2 separate regions of the Homo sapiens genome follow, and region 1 is linked to region 2. Evidence: read pairs that join two places in POLR2A ChIA-PET (ENCODE). Cell type or tissue: HCT116. All regions are shown on one strand. Links, peaks and the distances in the headings refer to the core of each region. The heading gives the core; the rest is flanking DNA. Region 1 overlaps HIVEP3 (HIVEP zinc finger 3). Region 2 has its middle 48 kb from the start of FOXO6.

Evidence for each region. Peaks named below come from ENCODE experiments on the same cell type or tissue, not always from the same donor. Only the 100,000 strongest peaks of a DNase experiment are listed, where the experiment ranks them.
Region 1: POLR2A ChIA-PET joins it to region 2 with 7 read pairs; 1 of 35 experiments calls an interaction of 5 or more read pairs at or near these places.

The regions. Positions count from the first base shown.
Region 1 is chr1:41,847,592-41,855,190 of GRCh38, reverse strand. The region is part of intron 1 of HIVEP3 (HIVEP zinc finger 3); the gene reads left to right. Among named protein-coding and RNA genes, the nearest start is that of HIVEP3, 68 kb to the left of the region's middle. In HCT116, for the core only: no CTCF peak of the experiment used is centred there; DNase peaks (open chromatin) are centred at 3,360 and 4,960; H3K4me3 peaks cover 483 bases.
Region 2 is chr1:41,309,567-41,317,165 of GRCh38, reverse strand. No RefSeq gene overlaps it. Among named protein-coding and RNA genes, the nearest start is that of FOXO6, 48 kb to the left of the region's middle. In HCT116, for the core only: a CTCF peak has its summit at 3,341; a DNase peak (open chromatin) is centred at 3,385.

The DNA of each region.
Region 1 (7,599 bases), core at 1,299-5,298, 540 kb before region 2:
ACAACAGGTGCTGGAGAGGATGCGGAGAAATAGGAACACTTTTACACGGTTGGTGGGACTGTAAACTAGTTCAACCATTGTGGAAGTCAGTGTGGCGATTCCTCAGGGATCTAGAACTAGAAATACCATTTGACCCAGCCATCCCATTACTGGGTATATACCCAAATGAGTATAAATCATGCTGCTATAAAGACACATGCACACGTATGTTTATTGCAGCACTATTCACAATAGCAAAGACTTGGAACCAACCCAAATGTCCAACAATGATAGACTGGATTAAGAAAATGTGGCACATATACACCATGGAATACTATGCAGCCATAAAAAATGATGAGTTCATATCCTTTGTAGGGACATGGATGAAATTGGAAACCATCATTCTCAGTAAACTATCGCAAGAACAAAAAACCAAACACCGCATATTCTCACTCATAGGTGGGAATTGAACAATGAGATCACGTGGACACAGGAAGGGGAATATCACACTCTGGGGACTGTGGTGGGGTCGGGGGAGGGGGGAGGGATAACATTGGGAGATATACCTAATGCTAGATGACACATTAGTGGGTGCAGCGCACCAGCATGGCACATGTATACATATGTAACTAACCTGCACAATGTGCACATGTACCCTAAAACTTAGAGTATAAAAAAAAAAAAAAAAAAAAAAGTGCAGCAAGAATATGCCAAGAGGGAGCCCTGAGCAGTGCTCCAGACACAGGGATCGGCATGGGCAGAAGCTCAGAGGGGTGAGCGAACAGGAGTCAGTGGGGTGGGGGTGAGGCTCTTCTGTTTTCAGTGGGATGCTCCATTGCCAACCCTGCCCAACTTGAAACCCTTTCCAACCTGAAACCAGGCACCCGTGGCCCTTCAGACCTGGGCCTGGCTCTGCAGTCAGCCCCTTAGCAGGCTCCCTTCCCCAGCGCCTGCTGGGTGGCCCTGTATGCAGGTCCTGGCCCATCTGTCAAAATTTGCCTGAAGTAATAGAGTCCTGCTGTTCTTCCCTGTCCCAGCCCAGAACTGAGAGAGAGAGAGAGAGAGGAGGTGGGACAGAGAGAGGGAGAGAGAGAGGGAGAGAGAAAGCCGATCTGCCTCCATCCAAGAGGACAACAGGTGGCCCTAGGTACAGCCGGGTGAGTGAACACACTTAGTAAGGCTCTATGGTTTCCACGTCTTCGCTCTGCTTCTCTGGTGCCTTTCTTTCCCCATCCCTTGAAAGCCAGCTCCTCGATGTGTGAGCTCCTCTGGCCTTCTCCCTTGGTGAGCTCACACATTCATCATCATTTACAGACAGGCTTCTCTAGCTGGCATCAGCAGCCTAGAGCCGCTGCTGAAGGTTGGCAGGTGGAGACCCTGGGTAGCTTGTGGCAGGTTCGCCTTGGTGAGTTCCCAAGTGCCTCAAACCCCACTGAACTAAAGCTGCTGGATCATCCAGTTTCTGGGTACCCTCTTCACTCCTACTTTCCCTCACTCACTCCTCTCAGCCTGGAACTCCCTTCCTCTCCCTTTCTACACGTTGAAATCCTTCTGTTTTTTAAGCTCCTTACTATATAACACCTCTGATATGGTTTGCCTGTGTCCCCACCCAAAATCTCACTTGAATTGTAATCCCCATAATCCCCACATGTCAAAGGAGAGAGCAGGTGGAGGTGATTGAATCGTGGGGGCAGTTTCCCCCATGCTGTTCTCATGATAGTGAGTTCTCGAAATATCTGATGGTTTTATAATTGTTTGGTAGTTCCTCCTGCTTTCATTCTCCTTCCTGCCACCTTGTGAAGAGGGTGCCTTGCTTCCCCTTCACCTTTCACCATGATTGTAAATGTCCTGAGGCCTCCCCAGCCATGCAGAACTACGAGTCAATTAAACCTCTTTCCTTTATAAATCACCCAGTCTCAGTATGTCCTTATAGCCGTGTGAGAACAGACTAATAGAACCTCCCTGAAACTTTCCTGATTCAAGAAGATTCTAGCCCTCATTACATCATAGCAACATTGTCAGAAATCCAAGAATTTGCCTCTGATCCAGACAACCCAATAAACACAGCATTTTGGAGCCAGAAGAGAGCTGGGCCAGTCTCTGTTTTCTTGAAGAAGACCTCCTCCAGCCTGCTCACTTTATTCCCCACATGCCTCCCACCCTGTTTCTTTTCAGGTAATGAACTCTAAAACACAGCCATTCGTGGTGGGGACGTGAAGTCTCTGTTCCCACCCAGACTGTGTGCTGCTTGGTGGCAGGAACTGGCTGCTGTGTTTGTCTTCCCAAGGACAACTTTACACAGTTCTGCGTGAAATCTGTGCTCAGCTGTAAGTAGTTAGTAGCCAGTTGCTGGAGTGAACTGAACTCTTGGAAGAAAGGATAAGAAATTACTGTTTGCATGAGACTTGTCATTAAGGTTATCACTTAAGGAAGAGTGGAAACAGTTTGGGAGTAACTGGGTCAGAGGAGGTGATTTCTGTAACATGAGGACACCTTATAGCCAAGAGCCTCGTTGCCTGGAACATTAAAGTTTGGTCAATGAGAAATTGGCAGTGCAGCCCATGAAGACTGAGAAAGGAGACCTTCTCCAATCTTGGGAATCCATCCAAAGATCCCAATACCATCCACCCCACCTTCTTGGCAAGGGAAGAAGTATAGGCCCTGCTTTTGGGAGTGGAGTGTAGAACCCACCCTAAGGACATGAAGAAGCCAGGGCCTGGTCATAAGAGGGAAGCTGGCTTCTCTGATATTCCTGTCTCTGGGATTCTGGCCTATCCAAAGCATTTGGGCCAAAAGTGAGGGCTTCCGGCTTGTTTCTTACACCTGCCCCTGGCTCAGGGCCGATGACGGTGTCCCTGTGTCCCTCTGTGGCCTCTCACAGTGGTCTTCTCCTGGGCTTCCTGTTGGCTGCCCTGCTCATGGCTGTGCTGTGGCTGCTGGCAGCCCCACGGGGCTCTGAGGAGCCCATGCCAGCACCTTAGGGCTTCTGCTCTTGAGCCGGGGCTCCCACGCAGCAGCCTGGGGTCTGAGAGTGCTGGTAGAACTAAGGAAGGCAAAACAGCAAGACTGAATGGAGATGCATGCCGAGAAATTTCACCTATTTGGATCTCTCCAGAGCCTATGTGGTCTTATCAATAATCATTTAATAGCAACTTATATTATTTTACTATTTACAGAGAGTGTCCACATATGTTAACTTCCTTGATCCTCACAAACACCCTATCCCTTGGGTATTTTCTACCAGCCCCATGAGGCTCAGAGAGATTTACATGACTTTTTGAGGGTTTGAACCCAACTCTTTGGTCTCAAAAACATCTCATTCCAGTACACCTCATTGCCTCCCAAGCCCTGTATCCAGGAAGACCTGACTCACCAGCATGCTTTCTGTGCGAAAGGACACCAGAGCTGAGAAGTAAATCGACACCACCCCCAATCCCTGCAACTTCCTCTTCTCTGTCCTGTCATTGAGAACACCAGCCTAAGGGCACGTTTTTCTCCTTCCACGTTCTATTAAAGCTCAGTAGTCTAACTCCTACTATTGAAAATGAGAGAAACAGGAAGGAAAGTCTCAAATTCCAACTTTGGAAACCACGTTGAAAGAAGGTGCTCTCATCTGGACATGATGGTTCACGCCTGTAATCCCAGCACTTTGGGAGGCCGAGGCTGGCAGATCACGAGGTCAAGAGATTGAGACCATCCTGGCTAACATGGTGAAACCTTGTCTCTACTAAAAATACAAAAATTAGCCAGGTGTGGTGGCACGTGCCTGTAGACCCAGCTACTTGGGAGTCTGAGGCAGGAGAATTGCTTGAATCCAGGAGGCAGATGTTGCAGTGAGCCAACATCATGCCACTACACGCCAGCCTGGCAACAGAGCAAGACTCTGTCTCAAAAAAAAAAAAAAAAAAAAAAAAAAAAAAAAGAAGAAGAAGAAGGTGCTCTCTCATCATTCTTCTGTACATTCATTTGTTCATTAGACAGATATGTATAGAGAATCTGCTGTGTCCCAAGCACTGTTCTAGGTGCTGCGGTTATAGTGGTAGACAGAAAGGTAAAGTTCCTGCCCTCTCGAAGCTCACATCCTACTTTCAGGGGGTAATGAGCAAGTAGATGATGAACAAATGTTTTATATAGTTCTAGGGCTATAAGGAGTGTAGAGAAGGCTGATGAGATGCAGTGTAACTGGCAGGAGGGGAGTGAGAACTACTTGGGTAGATGATCAGGAGATACTCTGCAAGAGGAAACATACAGAAGGAGCCTGACATGAGAAAACTGGGGCAGCAGTTTTCCAGGAAGAGGGACCAGCACAGGTCCAAGTTGAAACTCAGAATGGAATTTTAGGAAATTATATTCTTCATGATGGTTAGATCCTGTGGGCTATCATCACTGCAGTTCAACAATGTGGTGCCTAGTAGGAAGAGTTCTCCCAGGAACCCTCCACGTGTGCTATGGGATTTCTGAGAAAACCAGTTCTGAGTTCTAGGCAGTGGACTCACAGTTGAACTTGGAGGGAACCAAGAATTGCTTCCATCATAGCCTTACTAAGAAATGACCATGGCATGGCCTGAGTGCTTCGGCATGGAGGACCAGAAGGGGAAGCCCTAATTTGCCAGTTGCAGACTCTTGAGCCTTGTGACTCTAATGACGACAAAAATTAGGAGATTTTCTAGGACTCCACGTTTGCGATTTTGAGAGTAGTGCTGCTGGGGTTCCTGGTTTGGGTTCTATTGATTGTTTCATTGTTTCTGTGTGCAAGTTACCCTCTCTAAGCTTAGTTTAATTAATATTATATTAAGTGAGGTAGTTAGATTATATGAACCCTAAGGCTCCTTTTATTCTTAACCTTAAAATAAAAACATTTTGTAAACAGTTTTTCTTTGTGTGTGTGGTGGCCTTTTCTGTGCCTCTGCTTTGGATGAGGTTACAGGGCTGAGTGCGAGTGAGTCATTAGTGGTTCCTTTGATATAAGACAGGTGATACTATTGAACACTGTTGGTGGTAGACCAGTGGTTCTCAAAGTGTGGTCTCTGGACCAGCAATAGCTGGGCTTGGGAACTTGTTAGAAACTCTAGCTGTCAGCCTCCACCCCAGACCTACTGATTAAAAAACCGTAGGAGTGTAACCAAAACTCTGTGTTTTAACAAAGTCTACAAATGATTCTGATGCATGCTAAAGTTTAGGAACCACTAGAGTAGAGTATGTGCTTTAAGATTTGGGTCTACCGGCCAGGCGTGGTGTCTCATGCCTGTAATCCCAGCACTTTAGGAGGCCAAGGTGGGTGGATCCCAAGGTCAGGAGTTTGAGACCAGCCTGGCCAACATGGTGAAACCCCATGTCTACTAAAAATACAAAAATTAGCTGGGCATGGTGGTGCATGCCTGTAGTCCCAGATACTCGGGAGGGTGAGGCAGGAGAATTGCTTGAACCCAGGAGGCAGAGGTTGCAGTGAGCCGAGATTGCGCCATTGCACTCCAGCCTGGGCGACAGGGCAAGACTTGGAAAAAAAAAAAAAAAAGATTTGGGTCTACCACTGATGGATCCTTACATTCCAGTCACTGTCATGGTCACAGCAAGTAGTTGCATGTCTGTGCAAATATTGCAATAAGATGTTTATTCAGCTTGGCTTGGTGAACAGTCCTGTGACTCTAAAGCAGAAAATGTTCCTGGCCTGTGCTAGGACTGGACCCACACTCTCCTCCTTGGTATTATGTCCCATCCACTCCTCTAGGTGAGCATCTGCATGGAGGAGGGGTTAGCAAGGAGGCAGGCTGCTTCCAGAAGTTGTGACAGAGTGCTGTTGGATGTGCTTCTGGGGAGACTGATGTAATTGGAGAAGTTTGTGCATGGTTAGTTTCCACACATTTTTAAAGTATGAAACTGTCTTGGGTTTCTAAGTCCTTGGTAGATATATCTGCGTGCATCTGTCGTGAAGATCAGTGGTGATGAAAGGTCTCAGGTGCCATAGAATAAGCAATCTGGTGACCCTGCTGCACACTGAGTTTAGAGTTCTGATTCAGTTTGGTTTCCCTTATCTAAATGTCCACTCGTGAACTAGAATGAGGTGACCAGATGGTCCAGATCACCCAGGACTGCCCCGTGTTTCCCCTTCCTGTCCCTCTCAGTCTGGTGTCTCGGATTTGTTCCTGTGTTGCCCACTCCTGCTGGATCTTGTCCAGTCGAGGGACAAACGTCCTGAAGAATGGGAAGAAAGGAGGTTCTGAAGGCACAGATTCCAATACCATGCCAGAGGTTGAGGACACTGGTGCTTGAAGGGAAACTGGCACACTCTGGAGCCCCAAGAAGAGCTGGAGCTGGAGGCATGCGGCCCACGAAGGGTAGAAGTAAGTTCATTTCTCTGGTAGGGCTTAGGGGAGGGGTAGTCACAGGTAGGGCTTGGGATGTGGGGCTGGGATGGCTCCTACAGGGCCAGAAGGCAAAGAAAGGGCAGCAGATGGGCACAGCAGGGACAAGGGTGTGGTGAGGAATCTGACTGCTCCAGCCCAAGCTGGCATGGCCTCTCTGCTCTCGCCTTCTGCCCTCTTTCTGTAATCTTTCATCTCTGAGGATGTTGGGCCATTCCTGGGTCCCTCCTTCTTCCTGCAATTCTCTCTACCCTTCCACCCTGTTGCCCTCTCCCCTCCCTCGCTTCCTATTGTGTCCTGCCCACTGCCGATTCCATCCTCCTTATCTCATGTCTATCCATGATTGACATGATGGAAATGGCACAGTAGAGTCCAATGGTGATAAGCACTCTCCGTGTTTGCAGGTACCAGCCATGACCAAGAGCCCTTCACATCATCTGGCAATCCATCCAGAACCCACTGAATGGAGGACAGCACAGCGAGGTCTTTCTCATTTTGTAACTGCAAAAGCTGGAACAAGAGCCAGAGAAGCCAAAGAAGCAGTACAAGTCCAACAGCTTTTAGAATAACCCTGAGAAAATGGTTGAATTTTGACCAGTTTTGCAATTGGATACTATGAGAAGAGACCTTCCCTCCTGCACTGGATTTCATCATCATACCTGGAGGCCATTCCTCATGGGACTTTGGCCATCTCATATCCACCTTTAAGCATGTTATTCCCATTTCAGCTGTGGTAGCTCTGGGTATCCTTCCCTAGGAGAAAATATTAATCTTTTCTCCCTCTGAGTTCTGGATTAAACTGTCTTATCTGAAACTGGGTCACTTTAGGCTAGAAGCACCACTAGACATTCCTGTTCTCAGAAGTTGCCAAGTTCATGTCATATCTGTTTCATTGTTAACGGGATCCACTTCTGCAAGAGGCTGCCTGGCCAGATCAGTGTGTCTCCTGGTCAGCTCCTTGATGCCCTTCTCCTCTCCCCTGCCCAATCCCAGCTGAGACTTGCACTGTGGTGACTCTGTCCCCTCCTGGTGCTTTGACTGGATGTGTGAGAGAAAGTATGGTCTGTGGCACTGACATCTTTGTGTGTTTGGAGGTGACTGGAACACGGATCCACCCCTGGAGGAAGGTGGCCGTGAAGGAGGCCAGCCTCAGCTCAGCGTTCTACTCTCATCGCTCTTACTCCCGCCTTTTTAGTGCCTGCCCTACTCCAGGATAATTGTGCTTTTCTTTTTTCAGTTAAATGTTAGCATTGCTATT
Region 2 (7,599 bases), core at 1,783-5,782:
CTCAGCCAATGGACCCCACTCTAGGCAGCTCCTTCAGGCTCAATCTCCAGCCCCCAAATCGGCACCATAGTTGAATCTGAGCTCCTATGCCTTTGGGTCTGCTCTGCCAGGAGCGGGTTCTCCTTCCTGACCACTTGGCCTCTCAACTCAGCTCTGGGCCCCTCCCACTCCCATCCCCTTGAGGAGCACTCCCACCCCGCCTGACCCAGCCCCAAGGCTGGAAGAGAGATGGGCTGTGTTCTAGCAGTGCAGGGTGGGGTGGGGGTGGGCAATGGCTGTGAGAGCACAGAAGGCAGAAGAGTTGATTCTAGCCTGCATCTCCCTCTTAGCCTAGAGCAAGGGCCATGGAGGTTTGGGGAAAAAAAATGGAATCATCACCTTAAAGATGATCTTGGAAGAAAAATCACATAAGGGAGAGAAGCAGAAGGCCGGGACTCCTGGCTTCTGTCTAGAGAATTGGGCTGGAGGAAGGGAGTCACTGATGGGACAGGGGTTGAGGAAGAGGATACACAGACCTCAGGACACAAAATCTGGACTGGGACAGATCTCCAGGGCATCCAGGTCACTCCTGTACAATGCAGGAGTCCCTTCTCGTCCTCTTTACCAAGTGACTATCCAGCATCCCTGTGCACACCTCCACTGATGGGGCACTCACTCTCTTGAAGTTGGCCATCTTATTCTTGGACAGCTCTGCGTTCTCCTAGGTCTAAATCTGCAGTTCCAATCAAGGTCAGAGCTCTGTGCTCTTAGGCTCCACAGAGACGATTCCATTTCTCCCTTCACACTACAGCCTTGCAGAGATGGGAGAATGGTGACCTTGATGCCTGACCTCTGAGGATTTTCTTTTTTATGAGGCTGCTGAACCAGCTCGGGGCCATCCATCGGGCTCATAGTCAAGTCTCGCATCTTGGGTCACCACCTGGAGGGTGTGCAGAGTGGTGTCTGTGCCTGTGTGCCTATATGTATTTGTGCCTTGCACTCCATGCACACTTGTGGCTGGGGAGTTGCAGGTGTGCAGACTAGCTCTGTATCTTGGTGCAGGAAAAGCATGACTTCATATGAGCCTGGGCTGTGGCCATGTGTGAGTGAGCACATGGCCATGTGTGATTATTTATGAAGGTGACTGTGTGTGGGTAAGAGAGCACATGACAGTCTGTGAGTGAAGGGCTGTGTGTATATGACAAACAGTCATCACAAGTGTGAGTGTGCAAGTGTGATTTTGCACATGAAGGACTTGCCATACGTGGATATGACCAGCCAGGTATGTGTGCGTTTTTGACACTGATTAGATTGTCTCTGAGTGTCTGGTTGTGACTGTGTGTGAAGAGTATATGTGTGACAGATTGCAATTTAATGCATATGTGAGACTGTGTTTGTGACAGATTGTAATTTAATGCGCGTGTGAGACTGGCTGAGGCCATGAGTGTGTGAGAGACTGGTTGCATGCGTGACTGTGCACCGGTGTGTGAGGATGTGACTGTGTGTACGTGCTTGGATATATCGGTGTAGCTGTGTGTCGGCTAATGGCTGTGTGTGCTTCTGAGGCTCCGTGTGTGTGATGATGCAATGCATGATTGAGACTCCAGTGTGTGTGTGTGTGTGTGTGTGTGTGTGTTTATGAATGGCAGTAGTTAAGTGCAAATAAAGGTGCCTGTGCTTGGAGGTGGAGGTGGGAAGGGTGAGGACAGTGCAGGATAAAAAGGGGACTCGCTCGAAAAGGTCTCCCCAACCCCATTTTAATCAGAAACAGAGCAGCTGTTAGTCTGAATAGACACTGCACAACGGCAGACGTCTTAATCTCTTCTGCATTGTGATTCACTCGGCAAAGCCCTATTACTCAGCTTTTGATAGGAGCTTACTTGTCTCAAGTGTTTTCATTATTGCCCTAATACTATCTATTAACATACTGGAGGGAGCTCGCTGCTGTCTGGAGCTGGCATCACTGGGCTTTTAAAGATTATGGGCCTTGCAAATACATAACATTTTACTGCCTTGCAGACGTAATTCATTTGGGGTGGGGGGTAGCTCACGTAAATAGATAGGTAAATAGATAACCGAGTGGGAGAGAGAGGGCGCTGGAGGGAGAAAGAGAATCTAGGATTCAAACGCGGCTGGCGTCTCTAGCTCAAATAATCGCCTTTTGGGAGGAGGGGCCAGACAGACATCTGTCTCATTGGGGGCAATTCTAGCCTCAAGTCCTTCAACCCTGAGTATCCTGGGGTGGAGACACAGCCTGATCCCACTCAAGAAGTAAGACCCTGGGCTTCTCTAAGGGGTGCTCAGAAGTGCAAACTGGAGCAAGATGCAGGGAAGATCATGGGATCAGGAGTCCGGGGGCCCATGTTCCAACCCCAGTTCTGCAGCTGAGTTGCTGGATGACCTTTGTTCCCATAGCTTAACTGCAACACAAGAGTCTGAATTCGATGATCTAAAAAGCCAGCTCCAGAGTTCTCAGTTCTGGTCCCAGCAGGTGCTTGAATCACAATGATCAGGTTTAGCTCCATCAACCTGGAATCCTGAGGAAGAAATGGCTGAAGCTATGGCGTCTCCAACATCTCAGAACTGGCAAAAAGCAAGAGTCATCTAGTCTAACCACCACCTCCCTTTAGCATTCCTGTCGTGTGAGAGCAGACCTATAGTGACAGGAATCTCACTGCTTTCTTTTCCTTTTTACAAGACATATTTCCTTGAAATAACAGAGACATAAAATGAATACATTCATATAAGCCCTCCATCCCAAACTAGAAATTGCAGCATCTGTCAATCAGAAAATTTTAAGGACTTTCTAGAAGATAAAAAGCAGAGAGAATCAAATCTACAGAGGAAACCAGAATGGTTAAATCAGCACAGAAGAAATTGGCTAAGGAGATGTAAACTGTTCTTTTCAACAGAACCTTGGAGAAACTCCAAGTACAGGGGAGAAGGAGCAGGCCACAGCACGACCATCAGGTAAGGACTATTGAATAAGCCAATGGGCCAGCTAGCCTCTTCCTCTCCCAACATACATGCAATGCCTGGCTGTGGCTTTTGTCTCTGATCTTGAAGCCTGGTGAACTGCGTTCTGAGCAAAATGGAAGATCACCTTAGGAAGTGTAGTAAATGGTTACACTGGTGGCAATGAACCAAATCTCTTAGTATTCACAGCCTTGTGGAGTCCCCTACACATTGACCTTGTAATGGGCAATTTCACTTGCTTTGGTCAACGGGCCCTTAGCAAGCATAATGCAAGCAGAGGCTGGATAAGCACGTGCACACTGGGGCTTGTCCTCTTGGGACCTGGCCATCGTCTGTAAGGAAGCCCACCCTAGCCTCCTGGAGGCTAAAAAGCCATGTGGAAAAAGAGGCCACCTAGTGGAGAAACTAGGTTCTTCAGCAGACGGCCAGCACCAAGGCCCCAAACACGTGTGTGAAGCCTTGGGCCTTTCCACACAATCCAGCCGCCAGCTGAATGCAGCACCATGAGTAAGGCAAGCCAATGCCACATGGAACAGAAGAACAAGTCCAGGAAACTCATCAAATCAAAAGAAGTATAAATTATTGTTGTTTTAAGGCACTAAGTTATGGGGAATTCTGTTACGTGGCACTAGACAGCTGATATAGGAGGGATGACTATCTGGGTGTTGAGGCCAGAGAAGCAGAACTGAGCTAAATTCCTGCAATGGATGCTAGAAAAGGGGGAAAAAGCAAAGCCAATGACACAGTGCTGCTCAGGACCTCACACACAGAGTAAAGTCTGCCTGACTTTGGCAATCGAGAGGCCTGCTTGTGTGCTGTTCCCTCATTCTTCCTCCCACTCTCCCTGGCACAGAGCTGCAGGCAGCCTCCCTTCAAGGAAAAGACCCATCCTGGAAGCAAGTCTACACAACTAGGAAAGAAACTGACGCCAGTCTCTTAAATACATTTGTCCACCTAGTTTTTAATTTATAAATCTGAATGACCACTATGGATCACCAGATATTGGAAGCAAATCAAGAATATGAGAAAGACCAAGATGAAAAACCAGAATGATTCATCCTGGAGGAAATGGAGATAATGTGGGAGACAGAAGGGAACTTTAAAGGAGTTCTAGGTCATATCCTCCCAGAGACCCAAAAGAAATTTGCTTTAATAAAATAAGAGTAGATTGTTATGGAAGAGAAGCTAACAAATTTTAATCCTTGAAAATTAAAAACACGAAGACAAAGTCAAGGAAATCTCCTAGAAGGTAGAGTGAAATTACAAAGAAATACAAAATATGAGAAATTAAAGACCTACTATTTGCCTTATGGGGTTCTAGGCTGAGATAACAGAGAGACTAGAGGTGATAAAATAATTTAAAATATAATTTTTAAAGTATATTGCAGAGCTAGAGAAAGATCTGAGTCCTCAAACTATAAAAAGACCCACCAAATGCTAAGCAGAAAACACTGAAAAGACACACATCCTGGTGACATTTCTAAATTACAAAATAAAAACAAAATTCTCAATGCTTCTGCTTATTTTGAACCTACAACTCTATATCAGCCAAACTATCAAGCATGAAAGCGAATCCAAGATATTTTCAGATAATAAAGGACAAAGAAAATTTACTATCCATGCACTGCTTCTGAAAAAATAATTAGGTACTGCAGGAAAACAAAAAAGAAATCCGAGAAACAGAATTTCATAGGGTTACAAAAATTTGAAAGAAACCAGTAAATATCTAAAATCTGAATAATACATGAAAATGGATCTATAAAACCTCATACAGTGTTTAAGAAATGATTTCTTTTAAAAGTATAGGGATAAAATAAAATAACATTTGTAACTAAAGTTTCAACAAAGTATGAGCAGTAGGAGGAGATTTAAGACACTATTGGAAGAAAAACAATTAAATAACTCTATTTAAAATGTAAGACGCTAGAAAAATAAAATACTATAATGCATACTATTAGTGTAATAGTGTAATAGGTGTGTCATACAAATATATAATTTGCCAACAAATAGAGAAAAACAGAAATAAAGAAAATTTGATCAATCAAACAAAAAGCAGAGGAATCATTCAAACATATCAGAGATTGTAATAAAAGTTAATGGATTCAACTCTCCTATTAAACTACAGAGACTCTCAGAATCAGGGAAGAACCCTCACCAACATCCATAAGTAGATGTGTATATGCTCAGGTCAACACACAATGCAGATATTTTTTAAAGTCACATTTAAAACAATACGATACAAAATGATTAAAAGAATGAAAAATGAGGCCGAGCGTGGTGGCTCACACACTTTGGGAGGCCAAGGCAGGCGGATCACGAGGTCAAGAGTTTGGGACCAGCCTGACCAACATGGTGAAACCCTGTCTCTACTAAAAATACAAAAATTAGCCAGGTGTTGTGGTGCACACCTGTAATCCCAGCTACTCAGGAGGCTGAGGCAGGAGAATCGCTTGAACCCAGTAGGTGGAGGTTGCAGTGAGGCAAGACTGCGCCATTGCACTCCAGCTTGGGTGACATAGTGAGACTCCGTCTCCAAAAAAAAAAAAAAAAAAGAATGAGAAATTAATATATGCTAACAAAATATAATGAAGCCATAGAAATATTAATATCAGATTAAATAGAATCAAAATGAAAACCCTACATGGAACAAAGGAGACTTTATAAAACGTACAATCTACCAAGAAGTTATGACAATGAAGTGAGTTTCATAGTAAACAATGGAGTATTAAAATATAGAGACAAGCAGCTTTAGAACAACAAAGAGAAAGTGAAACTTGCAGTGATACTTGATTTTTACAATATGCCTCCCCAGAAATTGATAGATCAAGTAAACAATAAGTGAAGTGATAGGATAATTTGAATACAGTAATTTAAAATTTTGGTGTGAGATTTATATAACAATGTACCAAAGATACACCTTTACACATTCATTTTTAATATCTATGGCACATTTACAAAAATGGACAATTCACTAAAACTGACTACAAGTAAAATCTTAATTCCAAAAAGTGAAAAACATATGGACTGCATTTTTTGACTACAATGTAAAAAGCTAGAATCAATGACAAAAGAGTAGCAAACCAATATGATAACAATTTGGAAATTTATAAACACCATTCTATATAACTCTTGGGTTAAAGAGAAACTCAGAATTAAAACAACAGATTATGTTATAAATGAATGCTACTGACAGCACCCTGTGATGAAACCAATTGTCAAGGCCAATGCAGTATTTGTAGAAAATGTGTAGCCTTGAACATATGTATTAGAAAACAGGAAAGAGGAATTGAATCCAAGTAGCTGGGAAAAAGAAAACTAGAAGGAAAAAAACTATAGAAAGAAGGAATTAGTTGAGATAAAAGCAAAATTAATGAAACAAGAAACAAATGTAGACTTGGTAAATAAAACCAAATGCTGGCTCTTTCATTTAGTCATTCCCCTTATGGCTCACGAAGAGGTAAAAGTACTAATAACCATTTTAAAAAAATCAAATCAGCAAAGATCTACTTCTAAAAATGATATCAGTCCCAGAATGGACTTAAGGGCGAGTTGTATCAAACCTTCTGGGAACAAATACATTCTGTTATTTAAATTGTTACTGAGCTCAAAACAAAGGCAGAAAACTTCCCAATCCCTTCTGCTGGGCTAGCACAACTGTAGTAGGCATCTGTTGTTTTTGCTCCTCAGTGTTAATTCATCCTTCGAGTAACCACACCCTGATTTTCCTTGGAGGGAACCCACTGTACCCCACTCTGTGTCTATGTATTTCCAGGGAAGTTGACACCACTCCTAGTTCCAGAACTGGGCCCACAACCCTCAACAAGCTTTGTTTTTCCCCACCACTGTGAATGATTCAGAGATGGGCATGTAATCCAACCAAGGGTAATGAAACCCAAGAGGTTTTTCAGTGACTTCTGGAAAAAAAGTTGCTCTTGAAACTAAGGCAGTAGATCCTGGAATAGCCATTTGCCTGCCTTGTGTAGTCTGAGACTAAAGTGGACATAAAGGGAAAGCAGAACCAAGAGATGGAGAGAAAAATGAGCATTGATTACAGCATTTGAGCCCTGACTGCAACCACGCCTGAAGTACACTTTCCCCCCATACCCTTCAGCTCCATGAACCAATGTTTAAATCAGCCAGGATTGTCATTTTCAGCTGAAGCCACTAACCCTGACATACCAATGTGGAACAAAGATAACACACACGAGAAAGTATAGCCCAATCACAATTACATAAATATATGACCCATAAATAAAATGGTAGCAAAGTTAATTTAGCTATACATTATAAAACAAATAAATCATGAGCAAATAGGTGTATATCCCAAGAATTTAGCATAGATCTTAACATTACAAACAAAATTTTATTTTTAAAATTTACTATAGTGATACATTAAAGAGAGAATACTAAATTATCTTCTCTATAGATGGCTTAAAAAATTGTAATAAGCTTCCTTAGCCAGATAAAGGATCCAGAGATGGTCAGCTTTATGAGTCTATTTGGTTAAACTATAGTCCCAGTTATTCAATCAAACACTAACCTAGGTGTGGTGAGAATATTTTATAGCTGTAAGTAAAGTTCATAATCAGGTGACTTTAATTAAGCGAGATTATCTTAGACAATCTGGGTGAGCCTGAATCAATC